Regions from separate parts of the Mus musculus genome. Here all the other regions are linked to region 1. Evidence: chromatin loops called from intact Hi-C (ENCODE). Cell type or tissue: left cerebral cortex. All regions are shown on one strand.

Evidence for each region. Peaks named below come from ENCODE experiments on the same cell type or tissue, not always from the same donor. Only the 100,000 strongest peaks of a DNase experiment are listed, where the experiment ranks them.
Region 2: it touches region 1 in a loop (2.2-fold over the local background); 6 of 42 quality-filtered maps call a loop at or near these places.
Region 3: it touches region 1 in a loop (2.3-fold over the local background); 6 of 42 quality-filtered maps call a loop at or near these places.

The regions. Positions count from the first base shown.
Region 1 is chr11:76,995,061-77,000,060 of GRCm38, forward strand. Slc6a4 (solute carrier family 6 (neurotransmitter transporter, serotonin), member 4) reads left to right here and starts at 3,537. Exons shown (of 14, transcript NM_010484.2): 1 at 3,537-3,615. RefSeq lists promoters at 1,382-3,587, 3,009-3,587, 3,243-3,587 and cis regulatory regions at 1,493-1,514, 1,592-2,531, 3,009-3,459, 3,009-3,242, 3,436-3,443. In left cerebral cortex, a CTCF peak has its summit at 2,410; DNase peaks (open chromatin) are centred at 1,374, 2,437, 3,023 and 4,104; H3K4me3 peaks cover 1,336 bases.
Region 2 is chr11:77,306,163-77,311,162 of GRCm38, forward strand. All of the region lies in intron 1 of Ssh2 (slingshot protein phosphatase 2), which reads left to right. Among named protein-coding and RNA genes, the nearest start is that of Gm24989, 64 kb to the left of the region's middle. In left cerebral cortex, CTCF peaks have their summits at 507 (motif pointing left) and 2,589 (motif pointing left); a DNase peak (open chromatin) is centred at 2,594.
Region 3 is chr11:77,315,672-77,320,671 of GRCm38, forward strand. All of the region lies in intron 1 of Ssh2 (slingshot protein phosphatase 2), which reads left to right. Among named protein-coding and RNA genes, the nearest start is that of Gm24989, 73 kb to the left of the region's middle. In left cerebral cortex, a CTCF peak has its summit at 2,208 (motif pointing right); DNase peaks (open chromatin) are centred at 984, 1,474 and 2,208.

The DNA of each region.
Region 1 (5,000 bases):
GAGAGAGAAGCCTCGTGAAGACACATATGCTTCTAATTCCAGTGCTAGGAAGAAGTACCAGTTAGCCAAATAGTCGAGAGATTCTGTCTCAAAAACCTCTTTAGAGCAACTGAGAAAGACACCAAGATCAACCTCTGGCCTCCAATTCACCCCCACACACAATGTCTCCGTTCCCCCCCACCAACACATACAAAAAGCAAACCAAAAAAAAAAAAAAAAAAAAAAAAAACCACACCAAACAAACAAGCAAACTGGTTCAAAGCCTGATGCTTGTATAATTCCAGCACTAGGAAGGCTACCTCAGTCTGGCAGTAAGTTTTCAAAGTCAAGACCAGCCTGGACTACACAAGCAGATGTTCCTTGAAAACCTGAAGGTCGCATCCCCCTGACTCCTATCTATAAACGCCCTTGCTAGTTTCCACATCAACGGCTCACACCCTCCCTCCTTTTAGAAAAGCCCAAGCAGTCATTAAGCATGCACAGCAAGTGCCGCTCACATCACTAAAGCGACAAGTATTTTATTTCAACATTTCCAAGTTGCTCATGAGGCCCGGTGGTAGAAGCACATTGTTCAGGTGCCAGGCAGATGCTCTGTAGAGGTCTAGCATTATCACCGTTGGCCCTCCTGTGAGGGCGTGGTGCAGCCTCATGGGCTGCAGGGGAAGGACCACTCCCTTGGGTAAGCTCTGAGAGGAGTTAAGATGATGGGCACGCCAGTGAGAGGGCAGACTGCTGAGGCACCGGCAAAGGAGGCCGGGGGTGGGGGTGGGGTCCAGGGAGGTGTGGTACTTGGATGGGGCTGCTTCTCAAAGGTAGGGCTCACGAGAAGTGGCTGAGAAGAAACCAGAAAAAAGTGACCAAGACAAAGTCCACCTACACGTTTCCTGTCATTTCCAGAGCTGTGCCCAGTCCTCCTTCATCTCTCTCCTACACCCTAACGTGGTCAGCCCACTAACATCAACTGAGCCTTCTCTGGCACCCCTTCTTTCCGCTCTATCTTGATTAGCTAGGTCAGCCTCAGGTGGTTGCTGGGGAGATTCCAGGCCTACTGTGGTGGACATCCGAAACAAGAGATTCCCTGAGAGGGAGGGGTGTGGTAGCCATTTCCTGGGCCTAAGAAGAAGCCCACAAGGAAGGGAGAGCTTCCTCTTCTGTCACGGTGTAAACAGAACACAGGCAGACAGACAGATGGCACCGAGAGCTTCCGGAGGGAGCTGCTGGCATTCACAAGGCTTTGTCCTGGCCGTCGTTGGGTTTTGGGAATCCAGCTAGTCTTCGTGGTGATGGTGGTGGCGGCATGTGTGTGTGCATTTAATGTGTGTCTGTTGCCGTGGAGGCTGGCCGCGTGTGGCAGCTGGGCTTCCGTGTCTCTGGGATGGAGCTAGCGAGTGAAGAATGCCTGGCAAACCTCCCCTCCATCCAAGTCTCCTCAGCCCTTCTGCCGGCTCTGTAGCAGCGTTCCCTAGCCCAGTGCAACGCCTTTGTGGGTGTCTGTCTTGCATTTCCTCCCTGTGTCCCTACCAAGTGTCAGAAACGGGAAGGAAGGCAGGATGTGTGGGAAGGCAGGGCGGCATTGCCAAACAGCTCTGCAGGCAGAGGGACCAGGTCTGCTGAAGGGACTGTGGGACAGACTGGGCTAAGTTGCTCCTCCAGAATTGCCTCCAGGGCAAGAGGAAAAAAAAATAGTTGGAGGGAGGCTAAGTATGCACTCTGGCCAGGGGGCTGTGGGGAATGAGGTGTGGGCATGGTTTGGGCAGCTGTTAACAGTCCTCAGCAGGGAATAAGAGATGAGACCACCTGAGGCTAGTCTCAGCTGAAGTGAAGCATCTGCCGAGAGCCTCTCCACACCCACACACACCAGTCTGACCGGACCAGTGCTATCATTCTCCAAGACAAGGCCTAGGACACTGTGGTTAAGAGTCTCGTCCAACCCACAAGCAGAGGGTTTGAGCCTCTATCTATCTCATCCTGTTCAGAGAAATGTCACCAATACTCAGCGCTCACAATGTGGCAGTACTACTAAGTAAGGGGAGGCAACCGGGCAGGAGGAGCAAGGCCCTGGGAAGGTCGGCAGTGAGCCGGTAAGACTGAATCCGCATGGGGACGGTCAGATTGGAGACGGGAGTCTTAGCTGATGCTCAAGTCCGCCCTGCTCCTCTGTCTGCCTGGACCCCTCCTCAGAACAAACTTGTTCTTGGGCAGCCTTGTGTCTGCACAGGAGTTACAGGCACGGAAGGGAGACAGCAGACACGTGTGTTCATTGAAAGGGAGGGGCCCAGTGAGGACCCTGGGACCCTGGGGTTCTCCGGGTCATGGAATGGCCAGGCCTGCCTAAGGTCAGCTCCCCCAGCCAGTCCGCTCCCCCACATCGCTAGGGCCGCTCCTTGCATTCCCGGCCCTGGAGCCTAGGTGGCACCAAAGCCTCGTACTGGTGATCCCTGCGGCCGGGAACCGCCCACACCTGCGGACAGTGAACCAACCAGCCCTTCCTGGTGCCAGCGCAGCCCAGCTGCGGCTTCTGATGTCTGGGCTCGAGCCCCTCTGGAACAAAGGGGCGCCGGGGCTTTCTCGCAGACACCGAACTCGCCATTACTACCTCTTTTCTAGCTCTCCCTCACTCGCTTGGCCGGATGAGAAGAGACAGGCTGGCCGGCCCGGGTCCTGACTTCTCTGCCTCAGACACAGTCCAAAATAAGTAACATATCTGCTCTTTAAAAAAAAAAAAAAAAAAGCTCCCGTAATTTTGGTGAAAAAAAGAATGTGATAACATTAAATTCATTTTTAAGCTGTGTGTGTGTGTGCGTGTGCGTGTGCGTGTGTGTGTGTGTGTGTGAACAAAACAATCTATATAGACTTGAAAACAGTGCTCCTGTCGAAATACTGAGCGGCTTGAAAGGCTGGTAGTTTGTCCAGTGCCCAACCCCACAGGCACAGGCGGGTCCGCGGACCAACACCGATGTTCTCTGCAAAATTTTCCTCCTGTGGCTAAGTAGCACTCTCAGATCCTCCCGGGGGTGCTTATTGTAGGCTGCTATCGGGATGGGGAGGTTCCCGACTAAGCTCGCATTCCACCTAGAGAACCCAGACAAAGTCAGGAGTCCTTGGAAAGACGGTCCGCAATCGGCTGTGGTCAAGAAAGAATGCTCTTAGGGAGTGACACGGAGCAGGACCTTAACGTAATTTAGGGCAGATTTGGTAAGGGCAGAAGTGAACCTCGTTTTGTACAGCATCCTCCAGCCACACTAGTCCAAAAGCAGAAGAGTCAGATCCTTCGCCCTGCCCTGCCCTGCCCGGCCCTGCGCCCTGGCTGCTGTATGTGCAGGAATGAGTGGGGGGCTCTGCCGCCCTCCCACCGGACAGGGAGCGTGGACCCCGCCCCTCCCCCCCCCCCCTCCAGCTGCGGTAGCAGAGAAACAAAGTTCTTCGGTCTCAAAGTGACGCAAAAATTCTTGCGGAGCTCTTTGGCGGCGGCTATCTAGAGATCAGACCATGTGAGGGGCCGCAAGTACAAATAGCGCGGCGGGCGGCGCCACTCCAGCGGCCGCGCCGGTGCCTCGAGGGCGCGAGGGTCGAGCCGCCTCCGCAGCCCGGGACCCGCCGCCGCGCCTCCCGCAGGTGGGTCGCTTTCCCTTTCTTCTTATTCTTTTTTTCTCTCTTTTTTTTCTTTTCTTTTTTGTCTCTAACCCACGCTTCTTTCTAGAAGCCCTCGGTCCCCGCGCTTGACTGCCTGGATTTCGGGTGCCTTTGTCTGCACCGCGCAGGGTCCTTTCGAGGGACCCGATGGAAACCCTGGAGACCCAGAGCTGGCCCAGCGCAGCCTCGCTTTTTGGCAAAAGTTGCTGTAGTTTCCAGCCGTGATTCCGTGCTTGGGCTTTACTTTTGAGACAAGGGCTGGTAGGTGGCTTTATGCAAAGACGCTGGCAGACACAAATGCCCAAATAACCAGAGAAACCTTTGAGAGACACTTAAGAGGGTCAAGCCTCTCTCTGTGCGCTCGAATGGTCTCACTGCGGAGCGCGAGCCGACTCAGACAGCTCACAGGCCATTCAGAATTTATGGAAGTACCAGTGGGCTGTGCTATACTAAAGTGTGTAACCAACAGTTGCTGGAGGCGGGGGTGTTTCTAAAAGGCTGGTTGGTGGCCCGAGATTTTTTTTTTTTCGCGTTTGTGTGTGTGTTGCATATTGAATTATTCTTTTTAGTTAAGAGTGCTCAAGAATTTGAAGGGTGTGTATGTATTTTTATGATCATTTTTTTTTGTCCAGAAAAAATGAACCAGGTCAATGGATTATTTATGGACCTGCTAGCTCTCATCGTAGTAAGGGGAGAAATCAAATATTTAATGTGTTTTCAGTTACATGGGAAACATGTCTGAGAAAACAACAACACTGGGGTTTGTTTAAAAGTAATAGAGAGCCAAGACAGCGTTGGAGGCTGTTGGATGGACATGGAGGGGGAAACAGCTCTGACTATGGCCCTTCACTTTTTCGTGGAGCTGTGGATAGCTTCCTTCTCCCACCCTGGTCCCCAGCGAGAGGTACTGCTCCAGAAAAGGCTGATGGGCGGGTTCTTCTGCAGTGCAGGCAATATCTTACTTGTTTTGGGCAGCTGTGAGGCTTGAATCCAGGGTCTTTTGTACCCGGAGCAGACATCGTACCACTAAGCTACATGAAAAGTAGGGACCTAGCCTGGCAGTTAATCTCTGAAATCTCCTGGGTTGGAGCCTTGTAGAGACTTTGCATGGTAAGAAGAGAGAAAGAAAGACTGACTCTGCCCTGTGTGCTAAGGCATACTTGTACTGTTCAGGCGTTCAAGGTTGTCTTCAGCTTCTTAGCTAAGTCAAGGCTAGCTTACACAAGACCCATTTCCAAAGCAAAACAAAGCCGACCACCCCCAAGCAGCTTGTTCATTTGGGTATGGAGCTTTCCTTACTAAGCCTGAACAAGAGCAAGCTGAAACTCCTCCTCAGTAAACCTGGGATTCATGACACTCGGTTGGCC
Region 2 (5,000 bases), 310 kb after region 1:
CTACTGGTCTCTGCCTCTTGAGTGCTGGAATTAAAGATGTGCACTACCATGTACAGCTAGTTTTGCTTTGGCTCTGAAAATCATACCTAGATACTTAGGCATGCTAGACAAGCACTTCACTAAGCTACATTCGACCCTTCATATGCATTTAAATCTTTAAAAACTATGTGGTATTTCCTATTAGACAATTTTCCAGAAGTTTCCCTTTATCAGTGGAATTTTTTTCATTATATTAAAACCCTAATTTCAGAAATTTTGTCATAATTTATTTGCTCTAGTGACTCATTCAATATTTGTAGCATAACTGTTCAGGGTGAGATGTGAACACACATAACACAAGAAAATATATATGAGAAGAAAGAACATGACCTTAAGAAAGGAAAGCTTGGGCTGGAGAGATGGCTCAGCAGTTAAGAGCACTGACTGCTCTTCCAAAGGTCCTAAGTTCAATTCCCAGCAACCACATGGTGGCTCACAACCATCCATAATGGGATCTGATGCCCTCTTCTGGTGTGTCTGAAGACAGCTACAATGTACTTACATATATAAAAATAAATAAATCTTTTTTTTAAAAAAAAAAAAGGAAGGCTTATGTTCAATTGAAGATGATCAGAATTTATTTTTGCAAAATTTTTCTTACTGACAACCAGGCAATACCTTGATGAAAGGAAAAAGCAAAATGTTTTTCATTGAGGTATTTCCCTAGGATGCAAGACTAAGAACAACTTAATGGTTTGGAATTCTGAGTGGGCTCTTTTAAATATGTGTAGACAGTATATAGGAACACAAATTAAGTATTGGGGGGAACTCTGATTAGACAGTTCTCCTGTGGAGCAGATATAGAAACTGCTGCACAGTCCAAGGACTCTATTGAAGAAAAGCAGAAAGGAACTAAAATCAAACTAATAATCTGTGCTCTTTTTCATTTTCCCTAACTAGCTTTTCAATACACTTCTTTGTAATTTAATCCCCAGGATCTATAGAAATGGCTCAGCAGTCAAGAATGTGTACTGTTCTCCCAGAAAACCTGAGTTCAATTCCTAGCACCCACATTGGGTGGCTAACAACCAGTGTGTGTGTGTGTGTGTGTGTGTGTGTGTGTGTGTGTGTGTGTGTGTGTGTTGGTTTCATTTGTTTTTCAGTGTGACATACTTGCTAGTTATCTTGTATCGCAGACTCTTTTTCCCATTGTCTCTCTAGTATCACGTAATGTTTTATCTCACCAACACTTGGTAGGCTTGGATATTCTTTTCATGAGTTGTTGAGGTGGTGTTGGGGAAGTTAGGGTTTTCTCGGAAGTAAGTAATAAGTGTTTCTTTATTGCTTATCACTACAAGTGGTTGCTTGGAAAGGGTTTACTGATTAGGATACCATCTTGGGAATCCCTTTTGACATTTTCCTGTTTCCATGAAGCACAGTTTTGTGGAGTTGCTGGTTCTTTGAGTTTATGCTTCTAACCAGAGCATCTATTGGAGCTACTAGTGCCGTCAGTGATGAGGACTAGCAGATGGATGTTTGGAAGTGGTCCTCATCTGTATTAGAATCTGCATAGGGGAGGAGATGTCCCATGAGGTATAACCATGTTCCCTTTAGTTATGTTCAGTTTGGCAGGCACTCTAGACTAAAGACTATCTTGCAAAAATAAAATCATTAGAATAATCTGATTATGTCATTGTAAACTTTCTATGTTCATTTCATTTATCTGAATTCTAATTACCTTATGAAAACAGAAGAAAAAAGTATTGTATTAAAAAGAGATAATACTTCTCAATTTTTAAAAGCTTTTTCTTGATATGCAGGGGGGTGGGAGGGAGACATTAATGTTTTAAAGGCAAGGAAATGGCATTTGAAGCCTGCACAACATAGCAAGACTTTGTCTCTAAAAGAAAAGGGAAAGAAGAAAAGGAGAAAAGGAAGGAAAGAAAAGAAGAAAAAACACAAAAGCATGAAGGAAAACTTTCAGCAAATGACAGAAAGTCAATCTGCTAAATAGGATTGCTCTTATATCTTTAAAGACTCATTTAAAAGCCAAAGAAAATGAGTTTATGATTGCAAAGTTAGCTTTTAAAGGGTTTGTTGAAATTTCTAATCATTTTATGTAGGTCTTAAATATTTATGGATGAATATTAAGTTAGTAAGACTTAAGACATGACAGCTCTTCAGCCTGCTGAGGCCATGTGTGTATCAGAATTTCTCTCTGGTAACCTGACCTCACCTCTGACTTTAAAGGCCGTAGAAACAAACACTTCCCTAGTTAACAAAAAAGAAATGGAGAACAAAGGTTGGAATCCTGGCCCAGATATATATGTAGTTAGTCATTTATTTGGGTGGCATCAATCATTAGGACCTGCCTGTGATGGGTAGGGGGGACAGTAATGAGTGTTGCTAGCATCTTTGGTATGGCTGTCCTGTGTGTGCATATTTGTTTTGCACATTTGTTGAGAAGCATTTTATACTCCAGATTTCTGTGATCTGCTGATCCTTGTCCTAAAATTTAAGGCTCTGATAATGGCCTTTAAGTAAAGACAATGTATACTTTCTCTTAGCAATTTCTGGTAACACAGCAGTGTATGCTTTGACTTGTCTGCCCTCTACTGGAGATCTGTGATAACATTGACCAGTGTCCTCTGGCTTTAGGGGAAAAAACATGTTTTCCTTTAAAGACTCATTGCTATTCAGTCAATATATTTATAATTTTACTCAGGTTTTCAAAATGCTGACAAATACCTCCCCAGGGTCCCCACGTTCAGAGCTCAGGCCTCTGCAATTTATCATTTGGAGCCTACCTCAAAGCAAGCTCGGGTTTCAATTCACTACTTAGCTCATCACAGTCCCTAACTGTATTTCTGCTAGTCTTCCTTTTTCTTAATGTCAGTCGGTCTCCTCAAGATCTTTACAACTGGAGTCAAAGCCCACTTGTCTTGTGAACAGCATTCCCACAGTGATAGCTTTCTGAATTGCTGGCTTGTCCTTCTTTTGCCACACATTTACACTGTGTGAGAAGTTTGGGATCAGCCTGGTGTGGTGGTGCACACCTTTAAACCCAGCAGTCAAGAAGAGGTAGGCATATAGATAAAATTTCAAGGCTAGTCTGGTCTACATAGAGTTTTCCAGGTCGACCAAGGCACATTGTGACATCTTGTCTCAAAATAAAAAACATTTTTGAATCAGAGCTTGTGATGTGGCTCAGCAGATGTTTGCCACACCAATGTAGTGACATGAGTTTGAGTCCCCCAGAATCCAGGGAAAGTGGATGGAGATAACCCAACTCTATAAAATGTTTTCTGACCTTCACACACATGCCATAGCATAGGCATACACACGCGCACACACACACACACACACTCACTCACACATGTGCGCACTCGCACACTAATAGCAATAATAATAATAATAATAATAATAATTTTTAATATTTGGCTTGGTAGTGAAGGTGCATGCCTTTAATCTTAGCACTTGGGATACAGAGGCAGGTAAGTCCCTGTGAGTTTGAAATTAGCCTGATCTACAGAGGGAGTTCCTGGACAGCCAGGGCTACACAAAGAAACCCTCTCTCAGGAAAAGAAAGAAGAGAAGAGGGGAGGGGAGGGGAGGGGGAGAGGGAGAGGGAAAGGAAAGGAAAGGAAAGGGAAAAGGAAAGAGAAAGAAAACTAAGAAAGAAACAGAGAGAAAGACATTTTAACTCTTAAAATTTATTTTTATTTTATATGTACTGTTTTGTCTTTATGTATGTCTATTGAGGGTGTTGATCCTGAAATTACAGTTATTAGCTGTCATGTGGGTGCTGGAAATTGAACCCATGTCCTCTGGAAGAGCATTCAGTGCTCTTAACTACTGAGCCATATCTCAAGCCCCAAGAAAAATTTTTTTTCTTTTTTTTAAAATTTTATTTGTAATTCATTTTTACACTTCATATTCCATTCCCCGCCCCTCCCCTTCCACCTTCCAACTGATCCACACCCCACACCTCCTCCCCACCATACCCAGTCTCCACATGGATGCACCCACCCTCCACCTCATCTGACCTCTAAACTCCCTGGGGCCTCCAGTCTCTTGAGGGTTAGGTGCATCTGAATGAGCATAGACCTGGAAGTCCTCTACTGTATGTGTGTTGGGGGCCTCATATCAGCTGGTGTATGCTGTCTGTTTGGTGGTCCAGTGTTTGAGAAATCTTAGGGGTCCAGATTAACTGAGACTGCTGGTCCTCCTACAGAATCACCCTTCTCCTCAGCTTCTTTCAGCCATCTCTAATTCAACAACAGGGGTCAGCTGCTTCTGTCTATTGGTTGGGTGCAAACATCTGCATCTGACTCTTTCAGCTGCTTGTTGGGTCTTTCAGAGTGTGGTCATGCTAGGTCCCTTTTTGTGAACTCTCCATAGCCTCAGTAATAGTGTCAGGCCTTGGGACCTCCCCTTGAGCTGGATCTCACTTTGGGCCTGTCGCTGGACCTTCTTTTCCTCAGGCTCCTCTCCATTTCCATCCCTGTAATTCTTTCAGACAGGAACAATTATGAGTCAGAGTTGTGACTGTGGGGTGGCAACCTCATCTCTCACTTGATCTCCTGTCTTCCTACTGGAGGTGGGCTCTATAAGTTCACTCTGTTGGTCATTTCATCTAAGGTCCCTCACTTTGAGTTCTGAGAGTCTCTTACCTTCCAGGTCTCTGGTGCATTCTGGAGGGTCCTTCTAGGAAACTTTCATTTTTAATAAAATATTTAATTAAAAATTTGAATCCCCTCATCAGCTGCAGCACTTGGGAGAGTGAGCCCACACATTCCTAGGAAGCACACTGGAACTGGCCCTTGTGACGTGGGTATGGAAGAGATGGCCCAGTCCCTAGCCACCTTTGGCAGGTGAGAGAGTTAGCCTGTCCCCAAGCCTGAACAGCATGGTAGAGCTGGGCCTGATACCATGGGCCTGGGAAAGCTGACCTGCTCCTTACCAGGGCAGTGCTGGAGAGTTGGCCATGGTGGCATGGGTGCAGGAGAGCTAGCAGGCTG
Region 3 (5,000 bases), 320 kb after region 1:
TGTGTTTGTTGACCTCTGACATTCTCTCATAGGAGGAACATGGAAGGTCATGGGACTCTCACCTGAGTATTCAGACACCTTTCCCAACCAGTTGTATCCAATTCTGCCCTAAATAGTCTCAAGGTCTCAGGGACTGTCAGGTGGAAAGGACCAGGGGTCTCTGTCAACACAACCGTGGGTGAGTCATGGGTGAGGGTGTGGCAGCCCCTCATCCATTGCTGTAAGCAAGCTTAATAAACCATTGGTTCCCCGATGAACTTTGGTAGAGCAATGCCTCAGCTTGGGATTGCAGGAGGATGGGGTAACTTGTCTATATGTATTTTATGTTCTCTATATTTATATAGGCATAATATTTTTATATTGTCTCTATATAGACATAAACAGTCTCCTCCAGTGAAGGAATTTTAGCAATACTCAATAGACACACATGTTGCCCTCCATAATAATACAGTTTTTAATTAAAAAACCCGAGGAACTGATTATCAGTAGAAAAGATAATATTACAAGTGCACAGTAAGCACTATAAATAGGTAATACTATATATATGTATATGTATACATATATGCAGAATAAGGATTATAGATAGAAGACACCCAGCGAAAGCTCCCCACAGCAACTCAGTTTCCTCTGAGCTGGACTATGCCTCTTCAAAAGCTGTTGACTGAGGACATTTTATTTTTCAGAATTGCAATTGTTTTAATGAAATTTGAATCAAGCTTTAGTCTTTGAGGAAGCAGCTGATTTAGTTGTTTTGGTTTTACAGTTCCAGTGTTGGGCATATTAGACAAGCATTCTATCACTGGTATGTCCCCAGCCTCCCTCCACTTACCCCCTTTTAGACAGGTTCTCTCCATGTAGCTTAGGCTGGGCTGGAACTCTATTGTATCACAGGCTAGTCTAAAAATTAGGATCCTCTTGTCTCTGTCTCCCAGGATCATAGGCGTTGTACTAGTTTATATTTTGTAGTAATTTAAGGAAAATATTTAGGCTAAACAGATTTCAGCAGTTAGGAGTAAGTACTGCTTTTGCAGAAGACCTGAGTTTGATTCTCAACTCCCACATCTGGCAGCTCACAACCATCTGTTAACTGCAGAGCATTAACACATTCTTCTAGCCTTCATGAGGACCTGCACTTGGATCTCACAAATAATCTAAAAAACAAAATGCTTCATAAATAGCGGGTAACTCACAAAAATTTCCTGTTGCTTCAACTGATAGGCAAGAAAGCTTTATTTAGGTTTTCTTTTAATCCTGTCATAATAGGAGTAAGATATGACTTTGACTTCATTTGCAATTGTTGCATACTTTAACTTATTTTTACTTTACTAGATGTTATATTTTTATAAAGTATGAATAGGTTGAATTTTTGGTCTGGCTCCTGATTCCAGCCAGTATCAACATTCTTTCTTGGTGTTCTGTCCTGTTCCTTGTGCCCACATGTTCAGCTAGCTAGTCACCAGAATTGGAAGAGGTGCTTGAAGATGACTGCAGATTCTTTGCTGCTGCTTCCCCAGAAGAGGAATCTAGTTCCTCTCCTGGAATCTGGGTTGTCCTTTAATGCATCAAGAGAGTGTAACATAGTGGCATTACACTATTGCCAGCTCCAAGCCTAGCATCCTTTTAGAGCCCTGGGCTGCTATGCAAGAAGCCAACCCTGAAACTACTCTCCTTTGAGGGGGCCCAAGCCATATTAGAGCTCACATTAGGCACTGCAATGTACCTTCAGTTTTACAGCCATCCAGGTCAAAACAACAGTTGTGAGACTGAAGCTGCTTGGATCTTCATGTATTCGCTGTACAACAGCACTGAGTGAATAATAAGTATTGAGTGAACACCCAGCTAAGTGCTCCTGGGATTCATTTGTTACAAACCAATTAATAATCTATGCAACTGGTTTCACCTCCATTTTCTTTGCTCCTAGGAAATAGGCTAAGCTTTCTCTTAACAAGTAATCCAAACACTAGGAATGGTACCTGTATTAAGCAGAGTTTTCTAGAGATACAGAACCAACCGAATTCACACACACACACAAAGCATGTTCATAGACGTATATTCTCTGGTGCAACACAGCACACAGGACCAAGTTCTCAAAACAGTAGATGGGACGTGTTAGCAGTTCCAATCTAGTGCAGAAAGCCTGAGAGCTCCCTGGAGAGCCACTGGTCTATAAGGAATGACTGAAGACAATGGAGTTTGTTGTCAGTAGATGGCAGCAAATATAGATGAATCATTCAAATAGAAATGAGCCGGGGCAAGCATTTGCTGCTTTCCTCTGGCTTCTTCCTTTTTCAACTGGGATGCCATTTGGGAGGGACCGTCCACACTTAAGAGTGGATCTCCCCACTCCCTACTTGCTCTCACATGTTAGTCCTCTCTGTACACATCTCCACATTCACTCAGATGCCTTTCACCAGTTCTAGACACCTTTAAATCCAGCCATGGTGACAACCAGTAGAGTTGTCACAGTGCCTTTACATCCTCCTGCTTCCACAGACCAGAAGCACAGCACTATCTTTAGTTCCAAAGTGCACACTTCCTCTTAAAAGGCCACTATTGATTTTTTTCCTGACACCCCCTAGCCCCCCCCCATTATTAGTTTATTGCCAAGGGCAGAGAAAACTGATAAATTATATCTACCATATCTAGTTAATGGATAATCCAGTTTCCTGGCTATAGAGCTGTCATGGTAGGATACCTAGCATTGTGGAACCATAACAGTAAGACTACTTGATAGCTTTAACCCCCAATTCTACCTTTGTTCCAGCAATGCACAACTACTCAATGCTCCTCAAATGTGAAACTTGTTTCCACTTATTCTTGTAAAAGTAACTTTTATTCTCCTATAGTAATTGTCATCTCTTATTTTTACTGCCTTTTTCTGCTAACCTAGGCCTAGTCCTAGAAGCCTCTAGCCTCTATAGAATCTTATCTAAGCCTAGAATGTTGTCACTGCTAAATAAGCTCACCCTTTCTAGGTCTTTCTGAACTCTGGCTGGCTAGTCAACTCAGCTGTTCCTGGCTCAAAACTTGGCTTTACATTAATTGATTCAATCTGGCTTCTCTCAGCTTCTCCTAAATTGCTCTGTTTTGTATAATACAAACTTTGGCAGTATATTCTGATCTTTTGGCTCCTTATTCTCTGGTTTGTTCTGTCTTCACCTGTGTCTACCATGTTCCCTCTCTGAAACCTCTCTTTATAACTGTCCTGGTAAAACTGCCTCCTTTCTACTTCCTCTCTCTCTGCACTGCACACTTAAGTAGCTTCCCTTTCCTCTCTCCTTTGAGAGTTGGGCAGATCCTATTCTGTCAAATATTTCTCTGATTCATCACTTTGTTTGCCACCAATTAGATATCACTTTCAAACATGGGTGCTTCTTTCTACAAACTAAATTTATCTTCATTGTTTGGGATTCAGGGTAAGTCTGTATTCCTGCCAGACAAATTAAAGTTGTGTGCTAATGCTGAGCCATATCATGACTAGAAACAGGTCTTTTTTTTTTTTTTTTCCTTCAGTAAATAACACAATCTTGAGATACACAGTGTGATCAGATAGCCTGTAACATTTTCGGTTCTTTGTGCCTCTGCCTGAAATAAGTCTGCTTTTACTACTTGACAAAACTTTCTAGTTCAAGCCCAACGTAAAAGTTAACTTAGCTAAAACACTTTCCAATCCTAGAGTTATTTCTTCCTCTGATGCTTCTATGCTATACTGTCCAACTTTGCTTTGGTCCAAGTGAGGCAATTAACATTTTTAATAGAACTTTCTCCTTGAGTTACAATGTGAAATATCCAAGGATAAGGATCAGTCTTATTTACTGGCTAGAAAATAAGACATTGGTGAGTTGATATTGAATGTATGCATACAGAAATAAAAACAAGTAAATTGTTTGCTTAGCCAAAAGGAAAGCCTTAGGGCCCAAATCACCTCCTGAAAAAACAAGCAACACAACAAAGTTCTTCAAACTTGTTAAAGCTAACAGGTTGCAAATACATAGTCCATACTTGCTGGAAATGTATAACCAGTTGGTTTTAAGTGTTTGCCTATAAGAAATCTCACTAGTTAATCACTACAGCCACTTGATTTTGCCTCTTCCTCTAGTCCCATCTTGTACCTAGGGCACTGTGATGACAGGTGGGATTAGGCATGGTTCTTGAACTAAAACAAAACAAAACAAATCAAACAAACAAAAAAAAACCTTACAGTTTAATGGTGAAAGATAAATGAAGAACCCACTCATAACCTAGAAACAGAACTGGATGGTGCTAGAGTAAAGATAGAATTGGAGGGAAACAGATATTTCCAGGTGATAGAAGAAATAGCATTAATGTCTGGCATTTGAAACCAACTTTGAGCTGGGCAGTGGTGGTGGTAACACCTTTAATCCCAGCACTTGGGAGGCAGAGGCAGGCGGATTTCTGAGTTCGAGGCCAGCCTGGTCTACAGAGTGAGTTCCAGGACAGCCAGGGCTACACAGAGAAACCCTGTCTTGAAACACACACACACACACACACACACACACACACACACAAGAAACAAGCTTTGAAGACTGGTGTGAAGATTAAATGATTATTATATTCTGTATATATTGATTAGTGGTGGAAATTACTACAGTGGAAATTATTCCCTAACCAGTTTTTTCCCAAATAACCACACAGAGACCTTTTAATATTTCAAAGCCTTAGGCCTTGGCTGGGTACACTCTCAACTAGCTCACCTGTCTTAGTCAGGGTTTCTATTCCTGCACAAACATCATGACCAAGAAGCAAGTTGGGGAGGAAAGGGTTTATTCAGCTTACACTTCCATACTGCTGTTCATCACCAAGGAAGTCAGGACTGGAACTCAAGCAGGTCAGAAAGCAGGAGCCGATGCAGAGGCCATGGAGGGATGTTCTTTACTGGCTTGCCTCCCCTGGCTTGCTCAGCCTGCTCTCTTATAGAACCCAAGACTACCAGCCCAGAGATGGTCCCACCCACAAGGGGCCTTTCCCCCTTGATCACT